Linked DNA regions of Homo sapiens: region 2 is linked to region 1. A link is a loop called in an ENCODE intact Hi-C map of the cell type or tissue named here. Cell type or tissue: A673. All regions are shown on one strand. Each heading gives the region's core, and the rest is flanking DNA. Links, peaks and the distances in the headings are about the cores only. Region 1 holds the start of ZMYM4 (zinc finger MYM-type containing 4). Region 2 overlaps ZMYM4 (zinc finger MYM-type containing 4).

Evidence for each region. A loop is a pair of places that touch in the nucleus more often than their neighbours do. Peaks named below come from ENCODE experiments on the same cell type or tissue, not always from the same donor. Only the 100,000 strongest peaks of a DNase experiment are listed, where the experiment ranks them.
Region 2: a loop joins it to region 1, with 6 times the contacts of the local background. A loop is called at or near these places in 2 of 110 quality-filtered maps.

What each region holds. Positions count from the first base shown.
Region 1 is chr1:35,266,313-35,270,710 of GRCh38, reverse strand. ZMYM4 (zinc finger MYM-type containing 4) reads right to left here and starts at 2,002. Exons shown (of 30, transcript NM_005095.3): 1 at 1,626-2,002. The coding sequence starts at 1,664. RefSeq lists silencers at 1,483-1,612, 1,683-2,042 and enhancers at 2,173-2,232, 2,253-2,312. In A673, for the core only: no CTCF peak of the experiment used is centred there; a DNase peak (open chromatin) is centred at 2,050; H3K4me3 peaks cover 2,219 bases; H3K27ac peaks cover 1,915 bases.
Region 2 is chr1:35,368,686-35,373,083 of GRCh38, reverse strand. It overlaps ZMYM4 (zinc finger MYM-type containing 4), which reads right to left. Exons shown (of 30, transcript NM_005095.3): 6 at 2,971-3,055; 7 at 2,457-2,712. Among named protein-coding and RNA genes, the nearest start is that of ZMYM4-AS1, 4.8 kb to the right of the region's middle. In A673, for the core only: no CTCF peak of the experiment used is centred there; a DNase peak (open chromatin) is centred at 2,633; H3K4me3 peaks cover 275 bases; H3K27ac peaks cover 1,180 bases.

The DNA.
Region 1 (4,398 bases), core at 167-4,166:
CCGCCTCCCTGCTACCACCGCCTCCCAGGTTCAAGCGATTCCCCTGCCTCAGCCTCCCGAATAGCTGGGATTACAGGCACCCGCCACCACGCCGGGTTAATTTTTTGTATTTTTAGTAGAGACGGGGTTTCACCATGTTGGCCAGGCTGGTCTCGAACTCCTGGCCTCAAGTGATCCTGCCGCCTCGGCCTCCCAAAGTGCTGGGATTACAGGCGTGAGCCGCTGTGCATGTCCGGAATGCAATGTTAACAGTAGGATCTAGGCGGTTGGGTGTATGACTGCTCCCCGTAAGTTTTATAATATTGACGGATAGTTCAAAATATTTTCCTAATAAATTGTTGGAAAAAATAATACTTGACACTTCTTTGGTCATTTACAATTTAAGCTTTTAAGGAGAGAAACACAGATTAAAGAAACTCCTCTGTGGCATCCCACACAGGCACTATAGTTGGGACAAACCTGGATTCAAATCCTACCTCAACCTTGCAACTAGCTGTGTGATCTAAGTAAATTACTTAAGCCCTCAACACCTAAATTTCCTCATCTGCAAATAGGTTCTAGGAGGAGTTACTATGAAGTTAAATTCTTCACATAAAGGTCTTAGCTCAGTGCCAGGCACACAGTAAGCACTCAAAACATCAGCTGTAGCATCATTACGAGATTACTAATTTTACGCTAAGCTGAAAGGGCATTCTTCATAAAGTAGTAATTTTTTGCCCTTTTGCTAATTGATCGTTTCTGAAACCATTCCCAAAAGGAAGACTCCTAAAAGGAAACTTACTTCTTATCATGCTAAGCGGGGAGGAAGTAAAAGAAAAGTGAGGGATATTGCTCAATCGATAGTACAGTATTGTTCGCCATCTGAAAAAAACCACTCAGAATTAAATAAGGAAAGTTTCCAGACAAACTTTAAAAGGTATTCAAACAACTCCTATGTAGAATTGGCTTCACCTCTGCAGGTTGATTGGGTACATCCCTGTTATGAGAAAACTTGTCGTATTCTTCCAAGTCCCTAATTGCGAGTAAGAGGCTAGGCTAGAACATGACATTCATAGTAGCCAAAATCTTTCTCCTAAATCAGGACATGCCAACGATCCCACTTCTTCACAGGTAAGACCACCACCCCGACTTTGGTCTAGATAACGGCTATGGGGGGAGGGGAAAGGAGGCAGGAAAATGAATTCGCGATGGTGTTACTGAAGAACCCTCCGGTTATTTCTCCTGAGACCCCTCCACGACTTATTCCCGCCACCACCACCCCCACCTGACCTCTCCCCAGTTAACTTCCAGACTCTGATGTACTAAAGATGCACTAAAGATGCACTTAAGAATCTGACACCTCCCCTCCCTGGGCCTAGATATCCCACCCCAGTGCTGGGGAACGTCGGGGGGAGGAAGGCAAACAACGGCCCCCTCCCCTCCCCCCCACCCAGCACCAAATCTTTGTCCCACCTGCCGAGGGACCGCTCGCCAGCGCGCTCCGGACCCAAGGCTGCCTCAGACCTGCCCGCAACCTTGTCCTAACTGGGCCTCGGCGACCCCTCCACGAACCTGAGTATGGCCCATTCCCGGCCCCGGGCCGCGCCCCGCCCCCCGCCGCCCGAGTTCTGCCTCACCTCACCTACCCTCTTTCGGGGGCCGGACTCCACCTCTCTCTCCGCCATGTTGGGCCCCGCTCGGAACCGCTGCGGCTCCCCGCGCGGTGGCGGCGGTACCTCTCGGCCCCCCGGCCCCCGCCCACACTGCAGGCACGGCCGCCTCGCGGCAGCTTCCCCGGACCCGGCCGGGCCTTGCGCCGAGAGTGGGGAGGGGGCGGATGCCGCGCGCCGGGCCGCAGCTTCTGAGATCCCACGGGTCCGCGCGTGGGCGGGAGGGCCTGCCCGGGGACGGGGTGGGGGCCGGGACTCGGGGGGTTAATGGCCTCCAAGGGGCCCCGTGAGTAGGATTATTTTCTCTCAGAGAAATTCCTCCGCCTGCGGTTTCTTAAAGGGATCACCAAATCAGCCCCTTGCGCGCGCCCCTGATGCGCAGGCGCACCCTAAGTCCCTCCTTCCTTTCCCACCAAGCCCCCGGTCCTGAGCGTGCGCGGTAAGTGGCCATGGGTAGGCCAAATCCTGCAAGTCTCTTTGCTGCCAGCAGCTGCTCCCACCACTCAACTATGGCCGCTCCCTTAAAGGGACCATGACGCAGGGATGAAGGAGAAATGAAAGAAATTACTGGAAAGACAATCTGGAGAATTGGGTGCAATGTCAGTGAAGGGTTCCACATCACCATCTTACACCTGACTACAGTGGTACCATTGAAGAGGGAAAGTCATGGTAAGCTGAAGTTCTCAGTGGACCTCTGAACATGAAGAATCCCAAACCAATGAGGGAACAAGACAGTCATCTCAAGGAAAACCAACTTTCCTCCCTTTCGACTGCCTGTTCTGAAGCACAAGGCATAGAATATCAAGAGCCAACTCCTATAACCTCACCTTAAAATCAAAGCTTTTGGTGATTTTGAAGATTGAACCAACAACTGGAAATAATTTCTTCAATAGTAATTTATCCTTAGAACATCAAAATGGAGAAGGATCTTAGGGAACCATTTACTCCAGTGCTCCCAATGATAAAATTGCAGCCTGATCATGGGAAGGAATTTGTCCCAATGTAACTAATGGCTGGTGTGGAGTTGGAATCAAGATTACAGTCTCAGTCCTCCAGGCTGTCTTCAGGCGAGAGATAAATTTGGTTTAATTTGATATCCCTAGAAGATTAAAAATTGAAGTTTCATGGTATTTGGAGAATATCATAATTCTCTTGTGAAGATGTAATGATTTGCAGATGATGGGTGTCCTCATTCACCTCTATTGAAGGAGCTTGACAATCTGCCTTAAAGGATAAGCATCTTATTTCTAAGCAGGAAACCAGGAAGTAGATTTGGGTCTATCTTGTTCCAAAACTGGGTCCTAAGCTGAAAATCGCTGAAAAGAATGAGGGCTTCATTCATTCCTCTTCTGTTCATTCTAGTTCCCACAAGCTTTGGGTGCAGAAAAAATTAAGTTTATAATGATAGTTCAGGGACAGTGGGGAGACATATAGTAAGAAATACAAAGAAGATGCCTCCTGAAGGTCATTTCCCATGACAAGACATATTCAAGTGGGAATGATAACTCCTGAAGTCACAGGATAATGAGATGTAACTTCTGTTTTCTGTTTTATTTAGCACTTGGTAGCTATTCTGAAACAGATGTTTTCTAATCTGTAATATTTTGCTGAAAACTTTTGGTGAAATTGCTGGAAGTTTCCATACTGGCCTTGCTTATGCCTTTAGCACTGTCTTTAATTTCACTCCTCGGTAGGAGAGAAGAAAGAAGGACAAAGAAATATGTTCATTTCAGCCAGAATTTTAAAAACATGTTCCCTTTAGTTCCATGTCCAGGACAAGAAAGAAAAGAGGAGCCAAGAAAAGATAATTCCAGGGAATGTGGCTACATAAAACTTGTAGTGGTTTCCACCTGTTTTATTGGCAGTGGAATACTCCCTTCTAATAAAATCTGGTGGTTTAAAATGTGGAGCTGCTAAGTTGGGAGTGTAAGTGGGGAACCCACTAGTCTATTCACCCAGCTTCACCCTTGCACTCTCTCTCCTTTCATGCCCCCTCCCATCATTACAGAAATGTTGAGTTTCTCAGATCACAGTTTAAACTTATTAGTTTAGTCTAACTCCACATTTTCAAGATGAAGCCTCTGAGGCTTAGAGAAGATATGATTTGCTTGAGATCACACACAGGATTAGTAACAGTATCAAGACTGAAACAGACATCTTGATCCTCAGGGCTCTGTCCTACACAGACTGTTTCTGGAGGTATTAGCAATGTGTTAGGTCTCGAATAATAGGTGGGATTTGTGCATTTCAGATAATATACAAGCATAACATGAATGTTCAGGGCAGTCATCCATATGGAGGAATAAGACAAGAGAAAACCATTTAGTGAGCACTGAAAAGTTAATCATAATTTTATAGAAGGATTCACAGAGCTTAAGTGACTAGTCCAAGATCATTCAGCACAGAGGCCAAGTCAGAATTCAAAGCCTTGTTCTTTCTGACTTATTTGAAATATCGTAAAGTAGACATTGTAAATTGGTGGCCTTGTGACCAAATCTGTCCCACAGAAATGCATTTGATTTGTATTGTGTATAGCTATATGATCTTGGTCAAGGTAATTGTCCTGTGCCTCACTTTCCTTATCTGTAAAATGGGACACCAAGAGGATTAAATTAGTTAACATCTCTAAATCTCCTAGAACACTGTTGGTTCCTAATACCATATGAGTATCATTATTATTATTATTATTATTTTTTGAGACAGAGTCTCACTCTGTCATCGAGCTAGAGTGCAGTGGCGCGATCTGGGC
Region 2 (4,398 bases), core at 281-4,280, 100 kb before region 1:
AGGGTCAAGTGTTTCTTGTGCCTCAGCCATCTGAGTAGCTGGGATTATGGGCATGTGCCACCAGGCCCAGCTAATTTTTGTATTTTTACCAGAGATGGAGGTTTCACCATGTTGGCCAGGCTGGTCTTGAACTCCTGGCCTCTAGTGATCCACCTGCCTTAGCCTCCCAAAGTGCTGGGATTACCGGCGCAAGCCACCACGCCCAGCCACAACATCATATTTTAAAGAACAGGCTGAGTATCCCTAATCCAGAAATCCAAAATGCTCCCAGTATCTGAAACTTTTTGAGCGCCAACATGATGTTTAAAGGAAATGCTCATTGGAGCATTAAATTTCAGATTTTCAGATTAGAAATGCTCAATCAGTTAGTAGATATAATGCAAATATCCCAAAACCTTTTTAAAAATCCAAAATCTGAAACACCTCTGGTCCCAAGCATTGAAGGTAAGAGACACTCAACCTGTGTGTGTGTGTCTGTGTGTGTATACACATACACACTGTGCGATGCCTAAATCTAGCTAATTAATATATGCTTTCCTTGGTTACCATTTTTGTGGTGAGAACATTTTATATCTATTCTCACCATTTTTCAAGAATACAATGTATCATTAACTACAGTCACCATATTGTACAATACATCTTCAATTCTTTCTAACTAAAAAATTTTGTATCCTTTAACCAACATTCCCTGACACCTTTCCCAACTACTTCCTCATGGTTTATGTTCTAATGAAATAAATTTTTAAAGAAATAAGCCAAAATCTATCACTCAAAATAGCCCTGGTATAATTATTATTCTAACAATGACAACATAACTCAAAGATATATTTTTTAAATTCCCTTTTATAAATTCCTTCACAAAAGGCATTGAAAGTCACAAAAGCACCAATCTTATATAATCAAATTTCATTTTTGAACAAAAATTGATATAAAATATCTTAATCTGCACTTTAATCAATATACATGGTTCTAAATGGCTTTTAGCCACATGTGAACAGTAAATAAGCACTCAGGAGATAAAAATTTGATAGCACAGAAGCTATTCAAAAGAATGTGTAATTAGCTTGAAAGATAGTCCCAAAACAAAAAGTTGCAGAAGTTTCTATTGTTCTTTTAAATAGCGGCAATTTTACAATAAAAATAGAGATTCCAAAGAAAACTGAAGTCTAATCTACATTTGTATATATAAATTACAGTATATATTTAAGCTGCCTCAAATATAACCAAAATTTACCCTGTCGGTCATTTCAAAAAAATGAAGCATAAACGATGTGCATATCAGTAACTTCCAGAAAAACTTCTAACCATATTTAAATTTCTTTTAAACATCTCTTATCTAACTGAACTAGGAGGAGGAGTATCTTTTTCTCCTCTCCGGGCAGACAAAGTGCAGCATCTGTGTGAGGAACTATAAACATTACCGCCTAAAGTAATAAATGAATCATGGTTTGAGTAGCCTGATAGAGTGTTTCAGAACAAGAGCATTATTCCTCTTTTTCTGACTTAAACTGTTTCTAACAATCATAAAATTAGTCAAAGTTATTGTGTATTCCTCAAATATATCAGGATGACCTTATTACAGTCATAAGATCATACCCCTTTTTTGTTATTAAACATTCCAATGGACACAATGTGGTAGTTCAGAGACATTGAGAAAATAAAAATATAGGCCAAGCGCGGTAGCTCACACCTGTAATCCCAGCACTTTGGGAGGCTGAGGCAGGCAGATCACGAGGTCAGGAGATCGAGACCATCCTGGCTAACACAGAGAAAGCCCGTCTCTACTAAAACATAGAAAAAATTAGCTGGGCATGGTGGCGGGCACCTGTAGTCCCAGCTACTCAGGAGGCCGAGGCAGGAGAATGGCATGAACCCGGGAGGCGGAGCTTGCAGTGAGCCGAGATCACACCACTGCACTCCAGCCTGGGCAACAGAGCGAGACTCCGTCTCAAAATAAATAAATAAATAAATGTGCGCACACACACACACACACACACACACACACACACACACACACACACTGGAAGCCATTTAAGGTTAAGAAGAAAAGTATTAAAGAAATTCAAATTACATAACAGGAAATATAACTTAAAATATTTGTTGGATTTAAATATCTATTGCCTATAGTTATAAAATACTGCTGTAATACAATATCCCTAAATGTGCACTTTTTGTTATATCAGGCACTTCAACTAACAAGGATGGGAGAGCTGGTTTCAAAAACAATACATAAAAGTAACATTATTGAAAGCTAAAAAACAAGCTGAGCACCTAGCACCTGGAAGACTGAAAAGCAACAACTGAAAGCAGACAGAAAATAATGTGGTATTTCTCAAAAAAAAAAAAAAAAAAAAAAGGAATAAATGTAGAATATCAAATGTAATACATGACCTAAGAACAAAGTATGTTAAGAGAAAGGAAAGAAACAAAAAAGATAATTTAGAATTCTGCTATACTTTGAGCAACTTGAACAAGTTTTCTTGGTGAGAGGAGGCGGTGGGCGGGCAGGTGGAACTGTATATCCAGTGAGGCACAGTGTGGAGCAGAATAGCTGAGTAGACCCTTTCCTCTGATAAGCAGTTTGCCCCTTCTGGAGGATTTTTTTACAACCAGAACAGGAAACTCGAACAGCTGTGGCTGGAACTGAAGGAAGCATTTTATTCATGCCAGATGACGCCAGTGAGGGCTGAAAGCCAGTAGTCAACTGTGGAGCTTTAAAAAAAAAAAAAAAAAAAAAAAAAAAAATTGAAAGAAAAAAATGTTTTACTTTTTACCATGAATTTTAAGTAGACATTCTTTCTTTCTCTTCTAGAACTAGTCTTGAAACCCAACAGTAATTATGCAATATACAATTTAAAGGCATCCTAAGTGGGTAGAGAGAGCTGCCTGGTTTATTAATACAAGCAGAATTTCTTCTCATTCATATTGGTCAGAACATACACAATCCATTTATTCAGGTCTGTTTCTTACCAAGAGGGCTGCCACTGACTGAAAACACAGCACTAATTTTCAGTTCCCCCTCTTGAGTTTTTTGCTGTTGGCCATGACTATACTCCTTTAAAGAAGAAAAAAATAAATAAATACATAGAGAAAAGAATAAATACCTAAAGACATCCAGACATTCAAGACATTTTACTACCACTATATAGAGGTGGAAAATGTTTAAAACATTAGTAAGAAATAATAAAGTACAAAACAGCAAGCAAACTATAATTAAATATAGGTAAAATATGTATATGCTAGGAGTGTAAGACAGAAAAAAATGAAAGTATCTACTTAGTCTGTGACACTAAGTATTTATTATTTTTGAAAAATCTTTAATTTTATTTTTATTAAAGTATTATAAGTTACTGTTTATTATAAAAGTAATACACAATCACTATAGAAAATTTAGATAAATAAAAATAAGAAAAAATTTAATCATATTTTAATCACCCCAAAACAATCACTGTTATTCTTTGGGTATATTTCTTTCCAGTCTTTTCCCCTCCTCAATGCAGAGGTTTTATTTCTTAATAAGTTGTAATTATATTAAATATACCATTCTTATAAACTGATTTTTTGCTCATTTGAATCATTTGAACGTTTGTATATTAGTATATATTACTCCAAAATTACTTCTAATGGCTAAATATACCAGTGTTTCTAAAACTGAAGTCCAAGAATCCCTGAGGTCTACATAGTCTGAAAATTCTAAAAGAATGCTGTTTAAATTTTGTTTTTATTTCAATGATTTCTATGTGCATATACACGTATTTTAAGTCATGAGTAACCACCATATAACTGAGTTCTACTACAACCTTTCAGTGCTGTTTGCTTTTTACAATTATACAATTGCATTCTAAAATCATTACATAATAGATTTAACTTTTATTTTAATATATTGTTTATCATATTGAAACATGCAAAAACTCTGCAAGATCACTTATTCTTGGAATTCTGGAGTATCTCAGATATATCTCCTTTTTTTGTGATGGGGAGTTGTCGGCACATTACTCAAGTTTGAAAATACAAATATGTATTATTTAAGAAACATAACACATTACACAGAGATGTGACTGGGATGAGGTGAGTGAGGCACATGCCTCAGGTACAAAATTAAGGGGGCACCAAAAACCTCAGTAATGAAGATAATATTTTAACACAGTATTTTTAAAAATCAAATTTATGCAAGGTCCATGAAGAGCAAAATATCAAATTTTTAAATAAATACCAAATCAGTATTACTGATTTTTTCCTTCTGCCTCCGGCTCCAATGGCACCAAGATTTTATAACCACAACACAATGTTGGTCCATTTAATGTTTCCGCATATTCAGTACAATCAGTAATGCCACGATGAATATCTCTGTGAATATTCATACTCCCATATTTAGGATTATCTCCTAAGAAAAGAATT